2 separate regions of the Homo sapiens genome follow, and region 1 is linked to region 2. Evidence: read pairs that join two places in POLR2A ChIA-PET (ENCODE). Cell type or tissue: OCI-LY7. All regions are shown on one strand. Links, peaks and the distances in the headings refer to the core of each region. The heading gives the core; the rest is flanking DNA.

Region 1 (12,184 bases), core at 1,451-6,450, 280 kb after region 2:
ATGGTACATGATTTGCTCAGCTTTCATTGTTGTCTAAGGATTTGTCATGTTTCCAGATCTTGGTCTGTGATGTCTTCATTGCACCTCCATCTTCCATTTCTGGGCCTCCACAAAACAGTAAGAGTAACAGCCACAGATAAAGCACCTAAAGGCCAAGGTGGGAGGATTGATTGCTTGAGGCCAAGCGTTCAAAACCAACCTGGCCAAAAGTGAGTCCCCATCTCTACAAATAAGAAAACAGTGGGTGAGGAGAAGGAGAATTAATTCTTTAGGAGTAGGAGAATTAATTTCTGTGCTTTTTGTTGGTCACTTGCAGAAGAGCATGTGGTCTAAAGTCAGAGGCTGTGGGCTCATTATTAAAATCTTCAGTTGTAGCCACTGAAATCTTTGTGGTTTGCTGCATAGTAATCTACAGTTGTTTACTTCCCAGGCACAATGATGCTATACAATGTGTCTCCTACAATCCTATTACTCATCAACTGGCATCTTGTTCCTCCAGTGACTTTGGTACGTTCTGATTCCTGATGTCCTGTCCTGGAATAACTGAAAATCTGGGCTAAAAATGCTAAAATGCATTCAGAATATGGTGATTTTATCCTGAGAGAGTTAATACTACTTCTCTACCTTCAATGGCTGAGGGGAGGCTGACAGTTATTCTTTAAATTGTGTGGAAACCAAGACAGTGAATGGTGACCTTTACTCTGGTAAGACATCAGAGACTACAGGAAGGGCCCCAGCAAAGGAAATGGTAACAAGATTGGGAGGGCACAGGCATAACTTGGTGTTGCTGCCTTTGGGAAGCCTTCCCTTGGTGTTGCTGCCTCTGGGAAGCCTTCCCTGACTCACCCTGGCAGAGACAGTGCAGTTGTCCTCACCTTTGTATTGACCCACATCTATGTTTATGTGAAATTCTTCACTGTTGCGGTTCTACTTCTTGTGCAATTTGTCGTCATTACTGGTTTAGGTGGCTGTAGCTGTCCTCCCTGAGGGGCTGAACACCTTGAGGAGTTCATCCTGGCCACGGTCCCGTGCCAGCATTACAGCACTGGTGTAGTACTGGCACAAAAGAGGTGTCAGTAAAATGTCTGTGGAGGGAGGAAGGGAGTGAAATTGGGCAGAGGCTTGTAGGTTATTTCCATTAATGGTTGATTCTGTTTTCAGCTCTATCAGTCTGTGTTCGTTGCTAGTGGATACAATGAAGTCACTAGATGAGGAGTCAGAGGCCTAATCCCTCTCAGTGTTCCAGTTCCCTTATCTAAAAGGAGCATGCTACTCACTGTGTCTCACTGATACGGTTCTGGTTCTGAGGTTCAAAAGAGAGAATGGAATTGAAAGCCAATTGTATAAATACATGGAGAAAGGCCTGTCATTTGTTTAACATATTTTATAGCATTTTCTTCATGTGAAGCACTGGTCTGTGTGCTTACACTGGAATATTAAAAAGGCAAAATAGAATCCCTACCCTCAAGGAGCTTGTGGTCTTAGGAGAAGGTGGGATTAAAAAAAATATAATATTAAGTACTAGTATTTATTGAATGCTTGCAGTGTGCTAGGCACTGTTCTAAGGATTAGAAATGAATTTCTATTTGAGCTTTATGACAGCCCCTGAGGTGTCAGGTATTATTCTCATTCCCACCCTACTGATGAAAAAGAGGTAGAGGTCCCTTAGCTAGTAAGTGGAGGAACCAGGGCTTGGACTTTAGACCAGGTGATTGCATACAGAGCCTGCTCTGCTAAGCACTGCTGAAGGAGGCCCAGGAGGAAGGAGTTTCTTCCAGCTTGGGGCTCCAGGCAGGCTTAGTGGAACACAGATAACATGTGCACACGTCAAAATGTTTGGAGGAAGCGTTCTGGACCAGGGGAAAGGCAAAAAATAACTTGTTTGATGTTGCACTTGGCCATGTATTTGTGCACTGGAGTTACCTTCTTGATTGTACTTCGCAACTTGGCAAATAGAAGAATTTGCTTATGTTGTCTAGACATACACTTGCTATGAGGCACTGAGCCAGGGCATCTGGGACAGGGGGGAGCAAGCCTTAGGTGACCAGTGTGCCATGGGAGAGGCACAGCTCAGATAGAGTCATGTGTTGTGATTGAGACCTATGAAAGAAAACTAGATTTTCAGAAAGCATCATTGTTATTTTAAATGCTAGGTTATACTCTGGTTGCAGTGTCAAAGTTATAAACAATGAAACTGTCATTTCTTTGAGAGTCAAATCCCTGAAAAGTTGGCTAGAACTTTACCAATCTATTTTATTTTTCTTCTGAAAGAATGATAGATTCATAGTAAGTTACAAAGATGGTACCAAGAAGTCTATGTACTTTTCATCCAGTTTCCCCCAGTGGATCCATCTTATGTAACTATTATACAATATCAAGACCAGGAAACTGAGACTGGCACAAAGTGTGTATATTATATAGTTCTGTTGTTTTATCGCATGTGTAGATTGCCATCAGCGTGACACAGAACTAAGCCATCACCATGCAGTTACCACTTAGTGTCATATCTACTCACCTTACCTCCAGTTATCTCCAAACCCTGGTAACCACAAATCTGTTCTCCATTTCTATAATTTTGTCATTCAAGAATGTTATATAAATGGAATCGTACAGTATATGACCTTTTGAGATTATGTTTTTTCATTCAGCATAAAATCCTGGAGATCCATCTAAGTTGTTGTATGTTTCAATTATTTGTTCCTTTTTATTGCTGGGTAGTATTCCAACCAATCCATCTTCTTTTATATTATTGTGCATTGAAGGGTTGTGGTCTCCTGAACAGAAGTCTGTCTCCAAACACAAATCAAGCAGCAAGATCATCTGCTGCAGGTAAGTGCAGCTCTGACGATAAGATTTATGTTCCTTCATCTTCCACACAGACTCTCAAAATCCAATTATTTCATGCAGCAGAGAAGGTCTTGTGTTAGGTAGTTGGTTTAGGCCCCTGTATTTCCTTTTTTCTTCTTTCTTCGTCTCCTCGATGGGAAAGACTTGTGCCTTTGATCATGAAGCAAAAGAGAACTACAAGTTGCCTTCATGCAGTTACTTAGCAACAAGCCTCAACATCCAGCTATACTGAGTGGAGGCTTGTTGAAAATGTGAGGCTGTCATTGTCCAGGCAGCATGTGTGGGGAAGAAAGCTTTCCCTCCCACACTTTGATGCTAGACCTGAATTAGAATCCAGAATCTCTCATTGACAGGCCATGTGACCTCAGGAAAGTTACTAAATCTTTCTGAGCTGGAGCTTTACGTTCCTCATCTGACAGATAGGGATAAAAATACTGACTTGACGAGATTGTTGTGAAATGCACACAAACTCATGAGTGTAAAGCGTGCAGGACAGTACCTGGTGTACAGTAGACACTCTAAATGGTAGCTATTCTTGCTGTTCAGCTTCTAGGAGTATATCCCTTCCGTTCAGCATCTGTTGAGCACCTTCTACAAAGCAAGCACTGTTCTAGGGGTTGGAAGACACCAAGTCTGTTCTTAAGGTGCTCTTTAAGTGGGAGGGGATTGAGATGGAGAGTGGGAAGTGGTGGCTGGCCCAGAGATGTAGGCACAAGCTAAGGGCTGTCATAGAGGTATGTACAGAGGGCTGGGGGAGCTCAGAAAAAGGCACCAAATGGTGCCTTCACTTCTCACTGTTTATTACAGAACTAAATAGCATTTTAAGTTTGATCCTCTGACTTTATGTCAGGACCGGCAATAATGAAACCATATCCCAGCTGTTGCTGCCTCATCAGACTTTTATTTCAAACCAAGGCATCATCCTCACTAGTTTTACCTTCTGTGGGGTGCTTCCCCTATCCCCATGCCTTTTGTTGGTTGTGTACACAGCTGGACAAATGATGGTCAGTACCTGGCGCTGGGGATGTTCAATGGGATCATCAGCATACGGAACAAAAATGGCGAGGAGAAAGTAAAGATCGAGCGGCCGGGGGGCTCCCTCTCGCCAATATGGTCCATCTGCTGGAACCCTTCAAGGTACTCTTAAAGTTGTCCTCCTTCTAGAACAAACACCATCATGAAGAAGGGCTTTTTGTCTTCCTGAGGTCTCCCTACATTCAAAGGCTTCTCACCTCACTTGAATGGTCTGTTTTAGAACCTGTCCCATTTGTATGGATTTTTTTTTTAATAGTCCCGCTACCTGAGAATGTATGGAATTTATTAAGAGCCTCCTCAAAAGTTGAGTTTAGGAATGAATCCTGGACATTTTAGCAAAGCAGATGAGCTATTTAGGACAGGCCAAAGTGTGTGTGTGGCGTGTGTGTCTGCGCACATGTGCATGCACACATGTGTACGTGTACATGTATATGAGTGTGTGTGTGTGTGTGTGTGTGTGTGTGTGTGTGTGTGTGTGTGTGGTGTGTGAGTGATGCAGCAGGACCATTTCCTTATGAATCAATAGTGGAGCTCTTTGCTGTGGCTTTATTTTTGCCTTTCCTTTTTTAGTTCTTCCCTCCAAGTTTGGGCAGAATATGTGCCCACCTGTTAATAAATAGCTTTTTCATGAGCCTTTTTTTGCCCTTGTCAGAAAGTCAAAATTAAGTCTACAGACGTCCCTAAAGCCTAGAGATACACAAACAATTGGCACCTACCTTCTTAAATTTTATACACACTTTGCTTTCTATGTCCATGTGACTTTGAGAGTAAACTAATTATATGCTCTTTTTTTTTTTTTTTTTTTTTTTGAGATGGAGTCTCGCTCGGTTGCCCAGCCTGGAGTGCAGTGGCACAATCTCGGCTCACTGCAACCTCCACCTCTCGGGTTCACGCAGTTCTCCTGTCTCAGCCTCCTGAGTAGCTGGGATTACAGGTGCCTGCCACCACGCCTGGCTAATTTTTTTTTTTTTTTTGAGACGGAGTCTCGCTCTGTCGCCCAGGCCGGACTGCGGACTGCAGTGGCGCAATCTCGGCTCACTGCAAGCTCCGCTTCCCGGGTTCACGCCATTCTCCTGCCTCAGCCTCCCGAGTAGCTGGGACTACAGGCGCCCGCCACCGCGCCCGGCTAATTTTTTGTATTTTTAGTAGAGACGGGGTTTCACCTTGTTAGCCAGGATGGTCTCGATCTCCTGACCTCATGATCCACCCGCCTCGGCCTCCCAAAGTGCTGGGATTACAGGCGTGAGCCACCGCGCACGCCTGGCTAATTTTTTGTTGCCACCACACCTGGCTAATTTTTTGTATTTTTAGTAGAGACAGGGTTTCACCATGTTGGCCAGGCTGGTCTTGAACTTCTGACCTCAGGTTATCCACCCACCTCAGCCTCCCAAAGTGCTGAGATTACAGGTGTGAGCCACTGTGCCTGACCCTATATGCTCTTTATATATCCTATAATATTATTAAACCATCAGTATCCTTTACAGAGTCCTCTGAGGGTAAACGAAAGGTCCTACTTGTTTACCAGCTCAATGTCATTTTACAGATGGTTGCCTACTTGATTTAGAAGGTTGTTTGGAAGGTTATTATGCTTCTTCCTGAATAATTTTTTTTGGCCCATGCTGTACCATGCATGTCTAATGCTGTCAAAGGCCATTAGCCTGCCCCAGAGTTCCTGCTGTTTGATTTGTGGCTGCAGAGGACTTGGTGGCTCTAGGCTACCATTTTTAATTCATGAGAAGCAGGAGGCCCTGTATACCTGGTGGCTGTCCTCCTCCAGGTAGGGTTCAGAGGCTCCTTTTATTTTTTATTTTTATTCTTTTTTTTTTTTTTTTTTTTTTTTGAGACGGGGTCTCACTCTGTCACCCAGGCTGCAGTGCAGTAGTGCGATCTTGGCTCACTGCAACCTCCGCCTCCCAGGTTCAAGCAATCCTCTCACCTCAGCCTCCCAAGTAGCTTGGATCACAGGCACATGCCACTACACCTGTCTAATTTTTTGTATTTTTGGTAGAGACAGGGTTTCACCATGTTGGCCAGGCTGGTCTTGAACTCCTGATCTCGAGCGATTCACTTGCCTCGGCCTCCTGAAGTGCTGGGATTACAGGCGTGAGTCACTGCACCTGGCCCCCAGGGGCTCCTTGCCAGGATTTTAAATTATAGTTTTAGTGTAGTTCTAGGCAATGTAATTTTGAACAACTACTTACTGTCTACAGCCGATGGGAGAGTTTCTGGATGAACAGAGAGAATGAGGATGCCGAGGATGTCATTGTCAACAGATATATTCAGGAAATCCCTTCCACTCTGAAGTCAGCAGTGTACAGTAGTCAGGGTAGTGAGGCAGAGGAGGAAGAACCAGAGGAAGAGGACGACAGTCCCAGGGACGACAACTTGTGAGTGTGTCCCAGTGAGTGGGAACCCTTCTGGTAAGGGCCCAGGCCCCACACAGACTTGCCAGGACAGATGTTAAACTCTTTGGCCAAGGGAGTGCAGGGACTAGGGGGAACTGTGGGTGAAAGCGCCTTCAAAAAAAGGAGACATACCCTTAAAACTTGTGTGTGGGTATAAAGTGATCCTGTGAGAAACTATAGGAAATACTGAAAAGACTAAAGGAGAAAGTTCAACTTTTCTGATAAAACCCCATCCCCTGAGGAAATCACTGTTAGCAATCTAGTGTATTTCTCCTCAGTCTTTTCGTGTGTTCATATAATTAACTAAGTCATATTCTGCTTTTTTTTTCACTTAACATTATAGTGTGAACCCTTTCCAGTAACATTACAAATCCTTCGAAGAACATGATTTTTAATGTCTGAAAAGTGTGCCCTTTTGTGGATGCCCCATCACTCGACACTTCCTCTATTACTGGACACGTTTCTTAGCCTGTTCCCACACTATCCCTTACCTTACCTTGCATTTTCTAGGATGTATATCAGAGAGGAAGCCCTTACCTTAGCCACAGTCTTCACTCCCAAATCCTGGCTGTCTAGTCATTCTTCTCTTCAGTTGAGATTGCCTGTAGGGAAAACATGGGCAGGCCAGAGTGGGGAAAGCTGGGGTAGCCAGGATATCTCAGTTTGGCAGTAGAGATCTAGCTTGAGACTTTCCAAACTGTTTTACATAGTACCTGAGTTTCCTTGGAAGAATCCCACCCTGAGGTCATGGGGGCTGGGAAGTGGGGACCAGTAAAGGAGGAAGGTATGGCTTTGGGTCCCCATCTCAGTGCCTTTGATTGTTTCAACATGAGTTTTTGTTTCATAAAGAATCCTACTGCCCCAGGAGGTAAAAGGGGGTTGAAAATCACTGATCCATCTCACAGGGACTGAGCCCAGCCCAGAGCCATATGTGGCCTCCCCAAGAGGGCTCACTGGTGGGCTGGGCTCCTGGATTGTGTTTGGACTTTGGACATCAGTGCCAGTCACACAAAGGTCATCTGCAGGCTCCCTCATTAACATCCCTCTCGGTCTTTGTCTCTTTTCCCTTAGTTTTGGGTTAGTGCCTATGACATTTGCCACTCTTGGCTGGGTTTTACAAACAAGGCTTTACCTTGCCTGCCTACATATCCAGTGGTGCTACCAGGTTACCACAAGACACTGGGATCAGAAAAGCTGGAATTAATAAACAAAGAGGCAACATTAGGTGGATTAAGACCCAGCCTCAAGGGCTAGGAATGCTTTTCTTTTTTTTTTTTGTGACAGAGTCTGGCTCTGTCACCTGGGCTGGAGTGCAGTGGCACGATCTCGGCTCACTGCAACTTCCGCCTCCCGGGTTCTAAGCGATTCTTGTGCCTCAGCCTCTGGAATAGCTGGGATTACAGACACGCGACACCACGCCGAACTAATTTTGCATTTTCAGTAAAGATAGGGTTTCCCCATGTTGGCCAGGCTGGTCTAGAACTCCTGACCTCAGGTGATCCACCTGCCTCAACCTCCCAAAGTGCTGGAATTACAAGCGTGAGCCATCACGGGCTGCCGCTTTTCTCTTGAACTAGATTCCCAGGTAGCTTGCTCTCCAGCCTCAGGCAAGGGAGTTTCTCCTGTGTGCTGGTCCTACAGTCCCAGCCCCACAGCACTGATCCCCATAGGTTCTCAGTTTCAAAGACAGTTGTTTGTTTTCAGAGCCCATTGCTCTTTTTTGAAAATTAGATTCAGTCAGAAACCATTTCACCTGTGCAAGGACCCCCGCCTGCAGGAGAACCTATTTTTAGGTGTTAATTTTCTTTCTTCAGGAAGAGCAAGCAAGTTTCCCTTCTATTAAAAAATGTCTTTGTGCTGCAAGAGATGTTTCTCTGCCATCTCCCCACATTTTCTAGTATGTAAGAGAAAAGCAGTCTCAATATTGCAGCCTTGCCTATCTTAGTGTTGCTCCCCAGTAAGCTCTGAAATGAGAGGTTTATCTTCTTCAGCTGCAGCAGTGTCCCCAGCACCATAAGGTCATAGCAGGGGACTCAGTGAAACAGCAGATCCCAGGAAGGCTGAACCTCAACTCTGCTTCATCCCGTAAGACTGATTGATGGGTTGGGCCAAATTATAACTTTTGGCTTCAGTAAAGCTGTACAACATTTGGCAACCTGAGGCCAGGACTTCCTTGTTCCTGTTGTTTAAGCCCTTAGAGCTATACTCATCAGCAGGCTGTGGCCCTTCATAACCTCTTTTATCTTCTGTTGATTAGAGAGGAACGTAATGACATCCTGGCTGTGGCTGACTGGGGACAGAAAGTTTCCTTCTACCAGCTGAGTGGAAAACAGGTATGTAGCCCTGTACAAATCCAATTGCAGTCATGCCTGTTATATTTTCATTTTCTGAGATTCTGTTACTATTAATTATACATTATCATTGTTAGTTCCTGCTTATTGAGCATTTGCTGTGGTACCAGATACTGTGCTCACTGCTTTGCATACTTTATCCTATTTTATTCTTATAAAACCCAATGAAGTGGGTACTACTTTCCTTATCAACTTTTTAGAAATGAGTAAACCAGAACTCAGAGCAGTGAAATTATATGCCCAAGATCTCACACAGCTAGTAAATGGTGGAGCCTAGGAGTTAAACCCAGGTTGGTTTGACTTTAAAATCTAGCTCTTAATTTTGACCTTACTTTCCTCTATTCGCTTTCTTTCATTCAACCAGTATTTATGAGTACCCACTCAGGAAAGCCCTTTCATAAAGGAGCTGCTGACATAGAGCTGGGAAAGTGATAGCCTCTACCTGCAAGAGCTCACAGGCTGGCGGAGACACACTTGATAGCAAAGAGCCCCTGTGTGGTGTGGTATGTGACACAATAGAAAGCTGTACAGATAGACAGCTTTTTGGGACACAAAAGAGGGTAACATCACTACTTGGTAGAGATGGGAGGTCTTGTTAGAGGTTATCTTTGAGCAGGCCATCTTTGAGTTAGGCTAAGGACATTGGGAATGGTGTTTCAGGCAGAAAAAAAAATAGCATGTATCAAGGCAGGAAGGAATGAAAATATATGACAGTTCAGAGAATGGTGAGTTGTACAGGGTGACTGCATCTCAGAGTTTGTGACCTGAAAACAGAGCTGAAGAGGAACATGGGGGTATGATTTTTTATTTATTTATTTATTTATTTATTTATTTTTAATTTTTTTCGAGATGGAGTCTCACTCTGTGGCCCAGGCTGGAGTGCAGTGGCTCAGTCTTGGCTCACTGCAAGCTCCGCCTCCTGGGTTCACGCCATTCTCCTACCTCAGCCTCCTGAGTAGCTGGGACTACAGGCGCCCACCACCACGCCTGGCTAATATTTTTTGTATTTTTAGTAGAGACGGGGTTTCACTGTGTTAGCCAGGATGGTCTCAATCTCCTGACCTCGTGATCCGCCCGCCTCAGCCTCCCAAAGTGCTGGGATTACAGGCATGAGCCACCACGCCCGGCCTATGATTTTTTGTTTGTTTGTTTTGAGACAGAGTCTCACTCTGTCGCCTAGGCTGGAGTGTAATGGCTCAATCTCGGTTCACTGCGACCTCTGCCTCACGGGTTCAAGAGATTCTCCTGCCTCAGCCTCCTGGGTAGCTGGGATTACAGGCATGTGCCACCATGTCCGGCTAATTTTGTATTTTTAGTAGAGACGGGGTTTCTCCATGTTGGTCAGGCTGGTCTCAAGCTCCTGACCTCAGGTGATCCACCTGCCTCAGTCTCCCAAAGTGCTGGGATTACAGGCATGAGCTGCCACCACGCCTGGCTGGAGATGTGATTATAAAGGACCTGAGTAGTGTGAATAAGAAGTTTGAACATCATATACTGTAAGTATTCAGGAGCCATAGGTGGCAGGAAGTGGCATCACAGATTCTTGCTTCAGAAGAATAACTTGTTTCCATGGAGGGTGGATTAAAATATAGAGAGCATGGTAGTAGGATGACTTATTAGTAGGCAGGAAATGCCAAGGATTAGAGTAAAGGTGCTGGGTACAGATTTCACACCACAGCCAAGCAAGTGAGAAATGCAACCTGTGCAGTGAAGCCTTTAATTGCGTAGCATCCTTATTCCTCAAAACATGTCATGTAAGAGGGAAGAGTTTTAGATGTGTGTAGCCCAGCTTTTGGGCCATTTCTTCTACCCCTGCCTTACCATTGGTCATTTCTTTTGTATTCGAGTAAAGAAAAGATAAAGGGAGCAGATAATGAAGTATTTTCTCAGTTTCCCATGGCTGATTTCCTAAAACTCTCATTTTAATTAACTATCATCTAGTTTCCCTGGCCCTCTCTATTCATCTGCTTAATGTGTGTACATCATCATTCAACAGATACTTATTGGCACACCTACTGTGTACGAGGCACTGGATGTGGGTACTGAAGACTCTTGGGAACAAATAACCACACTGCAGTGGGAGGGAATGGGGTCTTGTTGCTATGGCCACAGAAGAAAAGAGCTCAACATGGCCGAGGGCCACAGGAAATATCTTGCATGTATGCAGCCCCAGAGCTCATGTTGTGGCCCAAAGTTTCTGCACGATGAGCAACCTTAACCTGCTGAGATGGTAACCCCAACTTGTTTGGGACAGTAAAATTGTTTTCTTGCTGGGTGTCTTCCCTTCCCAATCTAGGAAGATTTAGAATTCAATATAGGATGATGAAGTAAATCAAACCCATACTTTTGTGTTAGTCTGAGGTATAATTTGTGTATTTTTGTCATTTGAAGTGTTAGTAATACTTAAGGGGATCTGGCTTAATAATAATAATAGCTAACATTTATTGAATTCCAGGCATTATATAAACTCTTTACAAGGATTAACTCTTTTAATCCTTATAACAACCCTATGAGGTAAATACTGTTATCATCACCATTTTACATGTACGAAAATTGAAGCACAGAGAGGCTCAATAATTTGCCCAAAGGCACACATTTAGTCTGTGGTCCACCCTGCTGAAACCCAGGCATACTGGTGCCAGAATCCATATTAGAATGTCTATCAGATTAGTCTTGCAATGACCATTCAAAAGTTGTATTGAGTAATTTCATATGTCTGATTTTATTTACTTTTTGAGAAAAGGCCTCACCCTGTTACCCAGGCTGGAGTGCAGTGGTATGATCATGGTTCACTGCAGCCTTGATCCCCCTGGGCTCAAGGAATCTTCCCACTTTGGCCTTCCAAGTAGCTGGGACTACAGGCACATGCCACCACATCCTGCTAATTAAAAAAAAAAATTTTTTTTTTTTGGTAGAGATAGGGTCTCCTATGTTGTCCAGGCTGGTCTCAAACTCCTGGGCTCAAATGATTCTTCTGCCTTGGCTTCCCAAACTGCTGGGAATACAGGTGTGAGCCACCATATCTGGCCTACTTCTGATTTTAAGTGGAAAGATAAGAATTATATTTAAAGTGTATATTATTTAAGGTTCCTAAGCAATATTGGAATGCTTAAGCAATTTGTTACATTTTTCTTCTTGGTGTTCACTGAGCTTTTTGAATCTACACATTGATATCGTTCTGTCTTTCACCAAATGTGAAAACATTTTGGCCATGATTTCTTGAAATATTTCTTCTTCTCCATTCTTTCCTTTCCTCTGGAACTCTAATTACACTTACATTAGACCTTTTGTTACTGTTCTCCAAGTCATCGAGGCCCTGTTATTATTTTTTTAAATCCCTTCTTTTCCCTCTGATCTTCAGATTAGAGGATTTCTGTTGTTCAGTATTAAATTTCATTGACTCTTCTGCAACTTCCAATATTTTTCTTAAGCTCATTCAGTGTGTATTTGTTTCAGTTATTATTGCATTTTTCCTTTTCTAGAATTTCCATTTGGTTCTTTTTTCCTTTTTATTCATTACAAGCGTATTTTTCTTTATAGCCTTAA
Region 2 (16,614 bases), core at 5,801-10,800:
GTAAGGAAAGAGCGTTCTCCACATAGCAGGCCAGGATGCCTTGGCATCATTCTTCTGGCTCTCTACTTACTGTCAGGAGGCTAGGAAGAGAAAAAGGAACCAATCTTTTTTTTTTTTTTTAATTTTTCATCCCTGCAAGGAAAAAAAAGCAGAATCTCTCTGTGGTCAAATCTTCAGCCAATAGACAAATCATTCCAATTAGTCCAATGGTGGTTTCACTGCTTTTAGGCACCAGTTTGGTACTATCCCATATACGTGCCACATATTTTTATTGAACTTTAAAAGACAAGTAGAATTGTTGGCAAGGCACGGTGGCTCAGGCCTGTAATCCCAGCACTTTGGGAGGCCGAGGCGGGTGAATTACCTGAGGTCAGGAGATCAAGACCAGCCTGGCCAACATGGTGAAACCCCGTCTCTACAAAAAATACAAAAATTAGCCGGGCGTGGTGGCACACGCCTGTAATCCCAGCTACTTGGGAGGCTGAGGCAGGAGAATTGCTTGAGCCCGGGAGATGGAGGCTGCTGTGAGCCGAGACTGTGCCACTGCATTCCAGCCTGGCCGACAGAGAAAGACTCTGTCTCAAAAAAAAAAAAAAAAAAAAAAAAAAAGACAAGTAGAATTGTCATAAATCATGTAACAAAACACATTTATACTTTAAAAAAGACATCTCCCTGCCTGTTCCAGATGTTCAAATGCCAGTTTAAGAAAAACCTGGCCAGGCGCGGTGGCTCCTGCCTGTAATCCTAGCACTTTGAGAGGCCGAGGGAGTCGGATCACAAGGTCAGGAGTTCGAGACCAGCCTGGCCAACATGGTGAAACCCCGTCTGTACTAAAATACAAAAACTAGCTGGGTGTGGCGGCGGGCGCCTGTAATCCCAGCTACTTCGGAGGCTGAGGCAGGAGAATCGCTTAATCCGGGAGGCGGAGGTCGCAGTGAGCCGAGATCGCGCCACTGCACTCCAGCTTGGGCGACAGAGTGAGACTCCGTCTCAGAAAAAAAAAAAGAAAAACCCCTGGTCTTCCACTGATTTGGTTCAAAATATTTTACAGACTGCACCATCTGAAATACATTACCTCTCCTGTTACCAATATGAAAAAAAAGAGGACCTTTGGTTCCTCAGAAAAACACAAACTGTTATTTTTTTAAAGAAAAACTTATCAAGAGATGAAATCGGAAAAACTTAAGTCTTTAATTCTGCCCTTGGGAATGTAATAAATTATTCCTTTTATATTCCAATACACAAAGAACTCTTGTAGACAAGAATCAGGCTCAACAAACTAAAAACAGCATGTACCTAGGATCCTGGCAGTTTACAGGTGTTTGATTATCCTTAACCAGAGTAACTCATTAGAAGCATTTAAAACTATTTAGGAGGGGGGAGGGGGAAGCCCAGGAGATAAGTACTATATCTCTTATCTTTTTGAAACCCTCAAAGCTCTACACTCCAGTTATACTGCTTGAACAAACAAATAACATAAAATTGCTAATTTAAATTCGAATGGAAATAGTAACTGGTTACGTTTCACTCCAAAATTGGGTCAAACAATAGGAAAGGGGGAAAAATCTACTTTTAAAAATGTAATTTAAAAGCAAGATGGGGATATTCATTAGACCTCCTTCACTTTGAGAAAGACAAAAAACAAATTCAGTTTTGGCTTATCTCACCTGAGTCCTTCTGAATAATGCCTGAAACACACTAGCTAAAATCACAGACGATTACTGAGCAATGTTCTCTTTTTACAAGACCCCCAAGACCAGAAACAGTCACTTCCTTTGGAAGTGCCCTGTGGCTGAGGCCATATGGTTAACATGTGGGAACAAGCACAAGCCTTACCCATAATAAAATCAACACCTAAACCCAAATGTGGACCATTATGCCATTCTAAAACAGGTTCTCACGATATGGAAAAATCTAGATGGAGGGGAGCTAGTTGAATTTCGTGTCTCGTTTGTAATTACATCTGTTTCATTAATCCAAGAAATGATGCAGACTACCGCCCGCTGCTGTGGTTTTGGAGGTTTGACAAATTCGTGTTTTTTCTGGTAATGGCGCTTTTAAAGGATCCCAGCAACTTAAATAGTGTTAACTCTTGGAATGTGAGCCCCATCAGCCCCTTTTGGAATGGTAATGTAACACAAGCAACTTAGTATTTAAATGACGATAAAAATTCAAGAATCGGAAAACTATCAAGGATAGGGAGTATAAACTCTAAAAGCTCCCAAGTCTTCCAGCAGTCTCGCCACTCCAAACACAAAGGCTTCTTCAGGAACCCTTTGTTGTTGTTTGTTTGTTTGTTTGTTTGTTTTTTTAAGACGGAGTCTCTCTCTGTTGCCCATGCTGGAGTGTAGTGGCGCGATCTCGGCTCACCACAACCTCGGCCTCCGGGGTTCACGCGATTCTCCTGTCCAGCCTCCCGAGCTGCTGGGACTACATGCGCCCGCCACCATGCCCGGCTAATTTTTTATTTTTAGTACAGACCAACTTTCACCATATTGGTCAGGCTGGTCTCGAACTCCTGACCTCGTGATCCGCCCGCCTGGGACTCTCAAAGTGCTGGGATTACAGGCGTGAGCCACCGCGCCCGGCCTAAGAACCCTTTTCTAAGGCCCCCAAAACCCTTGGCACATGGCCCGCCAGGCGCACGACCCCAGCACATGGCCTGCACGACTATACCCACCCCATCCCCCCTTCATCCGCAGCCGGGAGCCTTTCCCCACCACACGGACTCCTTCCAGTGAGTTCCCGCCAAATCCACCCTCGGTCCCTCATTCCGCGACCCTCGAAGCGTCAGGGCCTCGGCCCCAAGGGCGCACGGGCGGGCCTCCTCTGCCCTAAGCCTGCGGCCTGGGGTGCGGCCGTGGCGCCGAAAGACCCGCATGCTCGGCGACCCAGCTTTCCAGGACGAAGAAAGGACAGAAGTGTCGTCCGACAGCGGTGCGCCAGAAACCCGGGTCCGAGGCGGCGGCAGCAGCCGAGCTTCCCGCCTGACGCAGCAGAGGCGCAGGCCAAAGTGCGGCCGCCATCGCCACCTCGCCGCTCCCTACCCTCTCTGTCCGCCACAGACCCGACCCGCACTGCGGCTCCGTCAGCGCCGGGCCCCTCCCCCAGCCCTCACCTTCCGCGTCGGAGCGGGCCCGCAGCGGCGGAGACTCGGACGCAGGCCTGGGGAAGACGGCTCGCAAGGTAGAGGCTGTTTATTTTGAGGGTCCTTGCCTGCGCCACACGCGGGTCTGCACACGGCCCCACATACGCCGCTGCGCACGGCTCTCCTCCGCCTCGCCCACGCGGCCAATCAGCGCGCGGGGTTCGGCAGTCCAATCAGAGCCGCCCGCGGCAGGGCCGCCCACTAGAGCGCGGCGCGGGGCGGGTGTTTCTGCGCGCAGCGTCTTTTCCCGCCGTGCCCCGCGCGCGGCCTTTCACGCCGGGATCCGGGTCCCGGTGCTTCTCGGTTCATTCCCAGCTGGGTCCGGGCCCGGCCAGACTGGGTGGAAATCTGGCTGACCTTGGTGGTCTGTCTTGGCCAGCTGGAGCAAAGGGATGCCAGGGGACGGGTCTCGGTGCAGTGACTGCCATTAGCTTGGGGCCGCAGAAAGTTTCTCCCCTTTCTCGGGCTCCTGCCAGGCCCTTGGCTTTCAGAGCCAGGCCCGATTTCTAGATAACATTTAAGTTTGCAGAAAAGGGGATGCCAAGTCACGGTGGTCACGGCTGTGGGATGCAGCCTCTGAGATTTGTATTAATTTTTGTGAGCCGGGGAAAGGCCTTGCTGCTTTCTCCGCCAGGACTGATGTGTCTTCCCAAGATGAAAGTGCCTGGTAAGGGCGAGGGGCCTCCCTGGGAAGGTCATGAGCATGTAAGGTAATGGGGCCTAGACTGTGACTTTTGGCACGTTTATGAGTGACATCCCCCGGGAGGGCAAGGATAACCATTTGACCTGGTCTGTCATATTCAGGAATAGACTTCAGTTTAGTTGTGGTATTTTCTCCAAAAGAGATTTGTGTATATAGCCCTAGATAGTCTTGTCAAGATTAAACCCAATTTAAACTGTTAACTATAAAATATTTTAGAATTTTGTCTCATTCTAGAATGGCTTTATTCGAAACAAAAAAAAAGGAAGAGTCCCAAGTTTCGTCTCAGTGAAACCTGCCAGTTCAACACTATGATTTATTTTTCTTTTTTTCTTTAATTTTTTTTTTTTTTAAGAGTAGGGTCTTGCTCTGTCGCTGGGTTTACAGGCATAAGCCACCAATCCCAAATCCCGGGGCTATGATTTTTGAAATCATGTTCGTGAGAAGGCAGAGCACATGTGTTGAGAGTCAGACTTTAAACCTGGGTTCAAATCATTAGTGCTTAATCATTGTAAAGCAGTTAGGAGGTTGCGTTCAACATAGCAATTATCAAAGAATGAATGTATAACTTTAAAGACCAATGATATTTTAAACTTTTTTTTTTTTTTGAGAACGGAGTCTCACTCCGTTGCCCAGGCTGGAGTGCAATGGCACGATCTCAGCTCACTGCAACCTCCGCCTCCTGGATTCAAGTGATTCTCCTGCCTCAGCCTCCCCAGTAGCTGGGATTATAGGCATGCGCCACCACGCCCGGCTAATTTTGTATTTTTAGTATAGGCGGGGTTTCTCCATGTTGGTCAGGCTGGTCTCAAACTCCCGACCTCAGGTGATCCGCCCACCCAAAGTGGTGATCGTCCTCCCAAAGCACTGGGATTACAGGCATGAGCCACCGCGCCTGGCCGAACTTTTTAAATTTATTTATTACTATTTTTTGAGACAGGGTCTCCCTCTGTTGCCCAGGCTGGAGTGCTGTCTCAGCTCACTGCAACCTCCGCTTCCCATGTTTGACCAATTCTGCCTCAGCCTCCTGAGTAGCTGGGACTGCAGGCGCCCACCACCACGCCTGGCTAATTTTTGTATTTTTAGTAGAGATGGGGTTTCATCATGTTGGCCAGGCTGGTCTTGAACTCCTGGCCTCAAGCGGTGCTAGGCCAAAGTGCTAGGATTACAGGTGTGAGCCACTGCACCCAGTGCCCCCAAAGTGCTAGGATTACAGGTGTGAGCCACTGCACTCAGCCTTAAACATTTTTTTAATTAAAGCAACCTAAGGTAAAATTTTTTAACCAAATTTAACCCATTCCCAATCAGATTGAATAAATGCCTAGCAGCTTATGTGTTGTGCTAAAACACGATATATTATCTGCCAATAAAAAACAGTATTTTGTATTTATATAGTTTTATTACCAAGAAGCTTACTCAGCTTTATGATTTCCCCTTTGTAATCTGATTAACCTTCATAGTATCTTGAAGTAATGTATAGTGTAGCAATCAGACACTTAGGTAGTGACTTCGTGAGCTCTGACAATGAGTCAATATAATGCAAGAGGCTATGTATGAAGTCCAACCTGGGTGCGTCCACACCACACCAAGAGGACAAGTTAAAATTACCATATGGCCAAAAATTAATATTTTCTGACTTATTTTTGTTTACCATTCCAACCATAGTACTGTATAAAATGTTTGCTATTCATTATAGACCCAGGAATGGAATATTCCTAATATTAAAACAAAAATTTCAACAGCTATAGAAAATGAAAGTGAGTGTGAGATAGAGATACTGGACATAATGTTCTATAGGTTTTAAAAGACTTAAGTAGAAGAAATGGAAACAATGTCTTTACTTCTTGGCAGTGGAGTGGTAACAGCTAATGGCTCTTTCTACCTGGCATGCAGCTTCCTGTAACGACTATTATTAATAGAGCCAGGCTGATCGTGAGGCGCCAGAAAAGGTGTATGGTGGAATTTAACTACAATGGCTTGTATTGCCTGGATATACCCTTTGGTATGCCTATTTTACTAGAAATGTTTGAAAATAGGAAAAAGCTCACTCAAAAGATAAGCTGCCAGTGGGACTTGAAGAGGCTCCCATTACATTCCTCTTCCCTGGAGATGTTTTATTCCCCTCCTCTCCTCCAGTGTTCAGTCTCATGCTCAGCATTGCAAGGGTTACAAAGGTGACTACTTAAGACACAGAGTTTGCCCTTGAAGAACTTGCAGGATAACAAGGGCCATAAGAAAGTATTAAGTGTCGGCTGGGTTCGGTGGCTCACGCCTGTAATCCAGCACTTTGGGAGGCCGAGGCGGGCGGATCACGAGGTCAGCTGATCAAGACCATCCTGGCTAACACGGTGAAATCCTGTCTACTAAAAATACAAAAAATTAGCTGGTCGTGGTGGCGGGGACCTATAGTCCAAGCTACTCGAGAGGTTGAGGCAGGAGAATCGTTTGAACCTGAGAGGCAGAGCTTGCAGTGAGCCGAGATCACGCCACTGCACTCCAGCCTGGGTGACGGAGCAAGACTCAGTCTCAAAAAAAGAAAAGAAAAAAAAAACAACTTCCCAGCACTTGGGAGGCCGAGGTAGGTGGATCACCTGAGGTCAGGAGTTTGAGAGCAGCCTGGGCAACATAGTGAAAACTTGTCTCTACTAATAACACAAAAATTAGCCGAGTGTGGTGGTGGGCACCTGTAATCCCAGCTACTTGGGAAGCTGAGGCAGGAGAATCGCTTGCACCTGGGAGCAAGAGATTGGGCCACTGCACTCCAGCCTGCACAACAGAGGGAGACTCTGTCTCAAAAAAAAAAAAAAAAAAAAAGTCCGGGCACGGTGGATCACGCCTATAATCCCAGCACTTTGGGGGGCCGAGGCAGATGGGTCATGAGGTCAGGAGATCGAGACCATCCTGGCTAACAAGGTGAAATCCCGTCTCTACTAAAAATACAAAAAATTAGCATTAAGTATCCTGAGAGAAGACCAGATAAAATGCTATGATTCAGCATTATTCCTAAAATGGGTACCAGTTGAGCAATACCTGCCAACTCTTAATTTCTGCTTAAATGCCCAACTGCATAGTACATGCTGTTAAATTGAGGGGATAGGTGATATCATGTAAACCCATGTCTTGTCCCTGCCAGCAAGGAAATTGTGCTCTGTGACTTGACTTGGAAAGTATGTAACTAAGACTGAGGAGAATAAATTGATGTTTTCACCTCTCGTATTTGCTTCTGAAGCAGAAAGTTTACTAAGCTAAATCCTGAACTAGGAATTAGTAATACTAGTAATAGCTAATTGTTAATATATATACAGCTCTTATAACAGTTTCTGGCATAATTACTATACAAATATTATTTCTTATTCTTATTGGGTGCTTACTGTATGCCAGGCAATGTTTTTAACCTCTTTATGAGTTTTCACAAACCCCCTAGAAGTACTTGTATTATCCCCATGAAGAAACAGGTCGAGAGAGTTTAAGTAATCTGCTCAAGGTCAGAAAGTGAACAAATGACAGGTCAGGCTTCAAACACAGACAGCCCATGTGCTTGAACAGTGCTACTGGCCTCCCAGTACTTACTGAGGCCTACTCCTATAAAATTCTATTGACTCCCTAAAGTGATGGTGTAGGGAATGCTAACTGATGATAAAGAAAATATGAAACACTGACAAATCATTTAGTGAGCATTTCATTAGTTAGTTGGCTTCCTCTTCTGTGACCTTGAATTGAAACTCTACTGCAAACTAACTGGTTAGAGAAAAATTTTATTTGCAAATAGTTTTAAAAGTTTCAAAGTAGGCCGGGCGCAGTGGCTCACGCCTGTAATCCCAGCACTTTGGGAGGCTGAGGCGGGCGGATCACAAGGTCAGGAGATCGAGACCATCCTGGCTAACAAGGTGAAACCCCGTCTCTACTAAAAATACAAAAAATTACCCGCGTGGTGGCAGGTGCCTGTAGTCCCAGCTACTCAGGAGGCTGAGGCAGGAGAACGGTGTGAACCTGGGAGGTGGAGCTTGCAGCGAGCTGAGGCTGTGCAGCTGCACTCCAGCCTGGGCGACAGAGTGAGACTCCGTCTCAAAAAAAAGTTTGAAAGTAAAACCACCCATTTTTTTTCTTTTTCTTTGTATAAAGTAAAGGAATAAAGAAGGGCTACTCCATAAGCAGAGCAGCCTCTTTTTTTCCTTAAAAGAAAAATAGCTGGCCAGGTGCAGTGGCTCATGCCTGTAATTCCAACTCTTTGAGAGGCTGCGGCAGGTGGATTGCCTGAGCTCGGGAGTTTCAGACCAGCCTCGGCAACATAGTGAAACCCTGTCTCTACCAAAAATACAGAAAATTAGCCAGACGTAGTGGCACCTGCCTGCAGTCCCAGCTACTCAGGAAGCTGAGGTGGGAGAATCACCTGAGCCCAGGATGGAGGTTACAGTGAGCCCAGATAGCACCACTGAACTCCAAACTGGGTGACAGAGTGAGAGTCCATCTCAAAAAAAAAAAAGAAGCTGCATTAATTTTTTTTAAAAGTAATTTTATATTAAGTTTCTACGTAATTTAATTAAACTTGGAACTAAACAATGGATATCAAAATAATGAGGGTTTTTTTGGTATGGTTTATTTATTTATTTTTTTGAGATGTAGTCTTGTTCTGTTACCCAGGCTGGAGTGCACTGGTGCAACCTCGGCTCACTGCAACCTCTGCTGCCTGCTAAAGTGATTCTCCTGCCTTAGCCTCCTGAGTAGCTGGGATTACAGGCGCCCACCACCACGCCTGGCTAACTTTTTGTTTTTTTGAGACAAGGTCTCGCATTGTTGCCCAGGCTGGAGTGCAATGACACGATCTTGGCTCACTGCAACTTCCACCTCCCGGGTTCAAGCGATTCTCCTGCCTCAGCCTCCCGAGTATCTGGGATTACAGGCATGCGCCACCACCCCCATATAATTTTTTTCTTTTTCTATTTCTTTTTTTTTTTTCTTTTTTTTTGAGAAGGAGTCTCACTGTCTTGCCAGGCTGGAGTGCAGTGGCGCCATCTCGACTCACCGCAACCTCCGACTCCCTGATTCAAGCAGTTCTCCTGCCTCAGCCTCCCTCCCAAGTAGCTGGGATTATAGGCACGTGACATCACGCCCACCTAATTTTTGTATTTTTAGTAGAGATGGGGTTTTACCATGTAGGTTTTTGTATTTTAGTAGAGACAGGGTTTCACTATGTTGGCCAGGCTGGTCTCAAACTCCTGACCTCAGGTGATCTGCCCACCTCGGCCTCCCAAAGTGCTGGGATTACAGGCGTGAGCCACCGCATCTGGCCATAATTTTTGTATTTTTAGTAAAGACAGGGTTTCACCATGTTGGCCAGGCTGGTCTTAAACTCCTGACCTCAGGTGATCCATCCTCCTCCACCTTCCAAAGTGCTGGGATTATAGGCGTAAGACACTGCGCCCAGCCTCATTTAACTCCTAACAAAAGCCTCTGTGGCCTGGCGCTGATGACTCACACACACACAAAAAAGAAATCCTGATTCTAGTACTTTCTAGCCATTTGTCTAGAGTTGGAGACCAGCCTGGCCAACATGGGGAAACCCCGTCTCTATTAAAAATACAAAAATTAGCCGGGTGTGGCTGGCGCCTGTAATCCCAGCTACTCAGGAGGCTGAGGCAGGAGAATCAGAGCGGGAGGTTGCAGTGAGCTGAGATCGCTCCATTGCACTCCAGCCTGGGAGACAAGAGTGAGACTCCATCTCAAAAATAGTAATAATAATAATAATAATAATAATAACAAATTTGTAAAGATTAAGTTGAAAAAGAACTACTATATAATTGAGTGAATTAGAAGCTAAGATCCAGAAAAGTATTTAGTCTAATCTCAGATATTTAGCCTAATCCATTCATTTTAAATGAAAAAAGGAGACTTACAGAGTTGCAAAGAGTTCCTACAAATCCCAAAAAGAGCAAATGTTTTGAACGTGATCTAAACTAGGGTGCCAGCCACATCTCATAAGGGGCTTAATGCCTGATTAATGCAATTAATTGCAGTGATGATAAGAAAAGGAGAGCCTAGGTTTTAATACTACCCATTTGTTCATTGAGTCTCTAGCCCCTTTCTTTAAAAATTAACACAAATGGCCATTCTAGTTTATAAATTAGTCACTCGTGAGTTTGGCAAGGATGAATCAATAAATACGTCAGTAGTTTTCAATCTTGAGAAATGTGCTCAGACCTCAATTTATGAAATATTAACTTAGACTCTAAATTTTTATACTATAAAAATATCTTTCATGGCCGGGCACGGTGGCTCACGCCTGTAATCCCAGCACTTTGGGAGGCCGAGGTGGGCGGATCACGAGGTCAGGAGATTCAGACCATCCTGGCTAACACGGTGAAACCCCGTCTCTACTAAAAATACAAAAAATTAGCCGGGCGTGGTGGCGGGCGCCTGTAGTCCCAGCTACTCAGGAGGCTGAGGCAGGAGAATGGCGTGAACCCAGGAGGCGGAGTTTGCAGTGAGCCGAGATCGTGCCATTGCACTCCAGCCTGGGCGACAGAGTGAGACTCCATCTAAATATATATATATATATCTATATATATATATATATAGATATATCTTTCAATTATTAATTGTAACTACAAAAGAAAACATTTGTGTTTATACTTGGCCAAAGAATGGCTTTTAGATAATTAAAGTATTGCAGATACAGTTAACGTTCCCTTCAACCACCCTCACCCCAAGTCCTACTTATTTTCCTTCCTCCCAATAGCATAAAAATGGTATAAACTGGGCACAGGTATGTGCCTGTAGTCCCAGCTACTCAGAAGGCTGAGGTGGAAGGACCCTTGAACTCAGGAGTTTAAGAGCAGCTTGGGCAACATAGCAAGACCCTGTCTCAAAAAAATTAAGTATATCGTTCTAGTCCATTTTAAAATATTATTTTTAAGATTTTATTTATTTATTTATTTTGAGATGGAGTCCTGCTCTGTTGCCCAGGCTGGAGTGCAATGGTGCCATCTTGGCTCAATGCAACCTCCGCCTTCTGGGTTCAAGTGATTCTCCTGCCTCAGCCTCCCAAGTAGCTGGGATTACAGGTGCACACCACCACGCCCAGCTAATTTTTGTAGTTTTAGTAGAGATGGGGTTTCACCTTGTTGGTCAGGCTGGGCTTGAACTCCTGACCTCAGGTGATCCACCTGCCTTGGCCTCCCAAAGTGCTGTCATTACAGGCCTGACCCACCATGCCCAGCCTTAAATATTATTTTTTAAAAAGTATGGCTTCCCTAGGCACACTGCTTTTAGAGTACCCCTGCTCCACAAGGAGCAGTTAAAAAATGTGTGTATACATTAACATATGTATGTGTATGTGTATACATGTGATATATATTCCAAACCATACATGCACCCTTAACATTTTTACATAAATAGTATTGTGTCTATTTGCTTGTGTTCCTGTACAAGAATGTAAGATATGTGAAGCAGAGACTTTATCTTGCTTTGTCTGTTTTCTGCTGTACTGCTAGCTCCTAGAACAGCTCCTGACACATGGTAAGCACCCAAGTATTTGTTGAATAAGTAAATATCAATCCGTAACTTGCTTTTTAAATTTGATATTGTGTCTCTAAGATCTATCTGCGTGTGTGTGTGTGTGTATATATATATATGTTCATTCTCATCAAGTTCATTACTTTATGCTGCTTTATATTATAAATAAACTATGTTCTATTTGTTCATTCACCTATTAGAGGATATTTACATTATTTTCACTCCTTTGCTATCATAAACCCTTACATGCAAATTTGCAAATTTTTTCAGGCCCATGCAGAATCATTTCTCTAGAGTATATATGCCCCAGAAGGTGAATGTTGAGCAATGAAGGGTGATATTTTAAATTTCACTGGTTGCTTGTCATATTACTCTCAAAAGTGGCCATAGCTAATTATACTCTCAGTAGCAGTGGATGAAGGCTTCATGTTTCTTACACCCTTGCCAGAACTTTATACTGTGAGATTTTAAAATTTGTTTGCCAATCTCATGGGTGAAACATGGTGTCTCTTTTTATTTAAATTTTTATTCAGGCTGGGCGCAGTGGCTCATGCCTGTAATCCCACCACTTTGGGAGGCCAAAGCGAGTGGATCACGAAGTCAGGAGATTGAGACCATCCTGGCCAACGTGGCGAAACCCCATCTCTACTAAAAATACAAAAAATTAGCTGGGCATGGTGGGGAGCACCTGTAGTCCCAGCTACTCAGGAGGCTGAGGCAGGAGAATCGCTTGAACCTGGGAGCGGAGGTTGCAGTGAGCCAAGATTGTGCCACTGCACTCCACCCTGAGCGAGACTCTGTCTCAAAAAAAAAAAAAAAAAATTTTATTCAGATAACTGTAGATTTCATATGTAGTCGAAAGAAATAATACGGAGAACTTGCATACCGTTAACCCAGATCCTACTGATGATAATACTTTGCAAAAGTATAGTCACAACCAGAATATCAAAATTGGCACAGTCCACCAATTTTGTACAAGTTTCCCTAGTTTTACTCAGACTCATTTTATGTGTGTGTGAATGCATTTAATTATATATAATTTTATGTCATATGTAGGTCCATGTATCCACCTCCACACTCAAGATACAGAACAGTTAAAACACAAGGATCTTCCTGTCGTGCAAAATCTCAGCTCACTGCAACCTCCACCTGCTGGGTTCAAGCAATTCTTGTGCCTCAGCCTCCCAAGTAGCTGGGACTACAGGGATGCATCACCACACCTGGCTAATTTTTGTATTTTTAGTAAAGACGGGGTTTTACCATGTTGGCCAGGCTGGTCTGGAACTCCTGGCCTCAAGTGATCAGCCTGCCTCGACCTCCCAAAGTACTGGGATTACTGGTGTGAGCCACTGCACCTGGCCTCCCCCTTCTTTTTAACCTCTGTTCTTCATTTGCAAGATTTTATCCTTTCAGGCTGGGCAAGGTGGCTCATGCCTGTAATCCTAGCACTTTGGGAGGCTAAGGCAGGCAGATCACTTGAGGTCAGGAGTTCGAAACCAGCCTGGCCAACATGGTGAAACCGCGTCTCTACTAAAAAAAAAAAAAAAAAGAAATACAAAAAATTAGACCAGGCGCGGTGGCTCACGCCTATAATCCCAGCACTTTGGGAGGCCAAGGCAGGCAGATCACGAGGTCAGGAGTTCGAGACCAGCCTGGCCAATGTGGTGAAACCCCGTCTCAACTAAAAATACAAAAATTAGCCAGGTGCAGTGGCGCGTGCCTGTAGTCCCAGATACTAGGGAGGCTGAGGCAGGAGAATTGCTTGAACCCAGGAGGTAGAGGTTACAGTGAGCCGAGATTGCACCACTGCACTCCAGCCTGGATGACAGGGAGAGACTCCATCTAAAAAAAATTAGCCAGGCGTGGTGGTGGGCACCTGTAATCCCAGCTACTTGGGATGCTGAGGCAGGAGAATCGCTTGAACCCAGGAGGCAGAGGTTTCAGTGAGCTGATATCGCACCACTGCACCCCTGCCTGGGTGATAGAGCAAGACTTCATCTCAAAAAAAAAAAAAAAAAGATTTTATCCTTTCAAAAATGTTGTATTCAATATTGTGTGTGGAAACTTAAAAAGAAAAAAAATAAAAATTAAACAAAATGTTGTATAAAAGGAACCATGTAGTATGTAACCGTTAGAGATTGGCTTTTTTCACTCAGCATATTCAGCACCAAGTTGTTGCATGTATCAGTAATCCAAGGCCGGGCACAGTGGCTCACACCTTTAATCCTAGCACTTTGGGAGGCCGAGGCAGGCGGATCACTGAGGCCAGGAGTTTGAGACTAGCCTGGACAACATGGTGAAACCCTGTCTCTACTAAAAATACAAGAAGTAGGCCGGGCGCGGTGGCTCACGCCTATAATCCCAGCACTTTGGGAGGCAGAGGCAGGTGGATTACAGGGTCAGGAGTTCAAGACCAGGCTGGCCAAGATGGTGAAACCCCCGTCTCTACTAAAAATATAAAAATTAGCCGGGCGTGGTGGCACACTCCTATAATCCCAGCTACTTGGGAAGCTAAGGCAAAGAACTGCTTAAACCTGGGAGGCGGAGGTTTCAGTGAGCTGAGATTGCACTACTGCACTCCAGCCTGGGTGACAGAGCGAGACTCCATCTCAAAAAATATATATATACAAAAATTAGCTGGACGTGATGGTGCATGCCTATAGTCACAGCTACTTGGAAGGCTGAGGCAGGCACATTGCTTGAACCTAGGAGGCAGAGGTTGCAGTGAGCCAAGACTGCACCAGTGCACTCTAGCCTGGGTGATAGAACGAGACTCCATCTCAAAAAAAAAACCAAGAAAAACAAAAAAAAATCCCTTTTATTGTTGGTATTCTATGGTATGGATGGACCACAGTCTGTTCAACCATCACTCATTGAAGGACCTATGTTTATTTCCAAGTTTAGGCTATTACAAATAAAGCTGCTGTTAACATTTATGTATAGGTTTTTTGTGCGAACATTAATTTCCATTTGGTGTCTCATTTTTTTCAATTAGCGTTTCCCAGATTACCAGTGGGGTTGAATATCTCTTCATATATTTGTAGACTATTCAGGTTTCCTCTTTGCTATTTTGCTTATTTCTTCTGTTGGGTTGTCTTTTTCTTACTACTTTGTAAGGGTTCTTTTTTTTTTAAGACGGAGTTTTGTGCAATCTCGGCTCACTGCAACCTCCGCCTCCCGGGTTCAAGCGATTCTCCTGCCTCAGCCTCCTGAGTATCTGGGATTACAGGCATGCACTACCATGCCCGGCTAATTTTGTATTTTTAGTGGAGACGGGGTTTCTCTATGTTGGTCAGGCTGGTCTTGAACTCCTGACCTGAGGTGATCCACCTGCCTCAGCCTCCCAAAGTGTTGGGATTACAGGCATGAGCCACCGCGCCCAGCCTAAAAGTTCTTTATATGTTCTGCATAGCAATCTTTTGTCAGTTATGTGAAACTTTGTGTTGACATTTTGGTGGTCATTGTTTCTCAACGTGCTGTAAAGTTTAGGAATAGATGAATGATTTCTGAAACTTGAATTTGGATCACTGATGAAGTGACCAAGGGGTTTCATTTGGGGCTGCCCACCTTGTGGAGCTTTGGGCCTGCTGCACCTTACATGTAGCAGTGTTTTCTTTGCATCCTTGCATGCCAGCGATACACTTTAATTGGTGGCACGTTAGGTTCTAGGCACACCATATCAAAACATCTACCTGCTTGAGGGCAGATGTCATGAGCACAGATCCTTTGCCTCGTTTTTTTGGAACATTCAGATACATTTATTGCATTGTAAAACCAGCCGTGTTTTCTGGCATTTTGACCAGCCCTCGGAAACTGCTGACATCATGATGTACTCCTTGCCTGGTGTTTCCATTTTCCCCAGCACTGCAGCTAGAATTTAGAATCCTGACTCACCCTTCAGCCAGCCACAGAGCATGCTGATTATTCTGGTACAGTCAGTGCTCACGAAGTGACTTTGCAAGGGGAAATAGCTTTTGGACAAGTCAAAGCCAGTGCAATTTCAGATAATAGCCCAGCTTTTCTTTTCTAACGTTCTCATCTGCTCAGATGCTGCTGCTTTCTCCCCTGATGGGAAGTGGAAGCCATGATTCTGCAGTCCTGGCCATAAAGCTGTGAATTGTACTAGCTGGCACAGCCAGTACTGCCCTACTGAGTTCAGTGAACTGTCCTTCTGATCTACACTGAGAGAGCCTGGCTGTGGTGCAATGCTCACAGTGAAGCCGTCTGCATAGCTGAGCTAACAATTCAAACTTCAGCTCTCATTTCAATAAATTACCTTATAAAACACTCACTGACCAAGATTACCTTGAGTAGCTTATTTATATGAATTTTGCAGTTACCCCAAATTAGCCATGGAGAAACTGATATACAATGTTTCTTATAATTTCCCCTCAAACCATAGCAAAAACATGAAGGGAAGTACTAGGATTTCTGGGAATATGGAATTTATATCTATGCCCCACAAACAATGTTAAAGAAAACGGGCTTTGGATATTTTCAAAGGCCTGTGGTGAGGATTAAATAAGGCATAATATATGAAAATGTTTTGTGAATTCCAAAATGTTTTACCAAGATAAAAGATTTTTAAAATCAGTTTCTGTCAGTTTCATACATCCAATCCTGAAATCAAGTCTACACTGATTTATTACATATAAGGAAATATTTTTGACGTGAATAGGCAATCATAGAATTTCTATTGTATTCGAATAATGATTGAAAGTAATTTTCTTTTTGAGATTTTGACTTCCCCATTTGAGGTAATATTCTCAAGGGACTAAATGTTACTGATGTTGAAGATTTATCCCAAATGAGGTTTGCTTTGGGTGACAGAATTCAAAGCTAGCTCTGAACAAAACTGAAATGGTGGCTAATACGATCCTTTCTGTGCCTCCCTTTTCTTTCCTTTTGGATACTTCAAATACACAGCTAGTTTCCTTGGGACATCCTAGGGCAGTCAGGGTCATTTCCTTCTCTCTCCAAGACTGACCTGCCACAATCCATCAGGGACTATGATTTTGTTGTAAATATTTAGAAAGATGGTGCACAACAATAGATTTGGCAAAAACTGAGCTGATGGCATGCAAGTGTAGCCAAGTGTGGGAATCCATACTTGGAATAATCTAAAGGAATGTTTAACGGTGGTAAAAGAGAAGTGCAGGAGATGGGGCAGCATTTTCAGGGCCTCTCACCTAATGAAATATTGGCATCTTACAGGCTTGAGGGTCACTTGTCTGATGATTTGTGTGCTAATTCT

Evidence for each region. Peaks named below come from ENCODE experiments on the same cell type or tissue, not always from the same donor. Only the 100,000 strongest peaks of a DNase experiment are listed, where the experiment ranks them.
Region 1: POLR2A ChIA-PET joins it to region 2 with 6 read pairs; 2 of 35 experiments call an interaction of 5 or more read pairs at or near these places.

What each region holds. Positions count from the first base shown.
Region 1 is chr3:129,460,798-129,472,981 of GRCh38, forward strand. IFT122 (intraflagellar transport 122) reads left to right here. Exons shown (of 30, transcript NM_052989.3): 5 at 431-507; 6 at 2,763-2,829; 7 at 3,838-3,984; 8 at 6,093-6,269; 9 at 8,545-8,620. Among named protein-coding and RNA genes, the nearest start is that of IFT122, 27 kb to the left of the region's middle. In OCI-LY7, for the core only: no CTCF peak of the experiment used is centred there; no DNase peak of the experiment used is centred there.
Region 2 is chr3:129,180,658-129,197,271 of GRCh38, forward strand. LOC105374101 (a long non-coding RNA gene) reads left to right here and starts at 3,417. Exons shown (of 2, transcript XR_924469.3): 1 at 3,417-3,815; 2 at 15,408-15,647. It overlaps CNBP (CCHC-type zinc finger nucleic acid binding protein), which reads right to left and starts at 3,239. Exons shown (of 5, transcript NM_003418.5): 1 at 3,119-3,239. RefSeq lists an enhancer at 3,573-3,662. In OCI-LY7, for the core only: no CTCF peak of the experiment used is centred there; DNase peaks (open chromatin) are centred at 7,874 and 8,144; H3K4me3 peaks cover 1,165 bases; H3K27ac peaks cover 2,846 bases.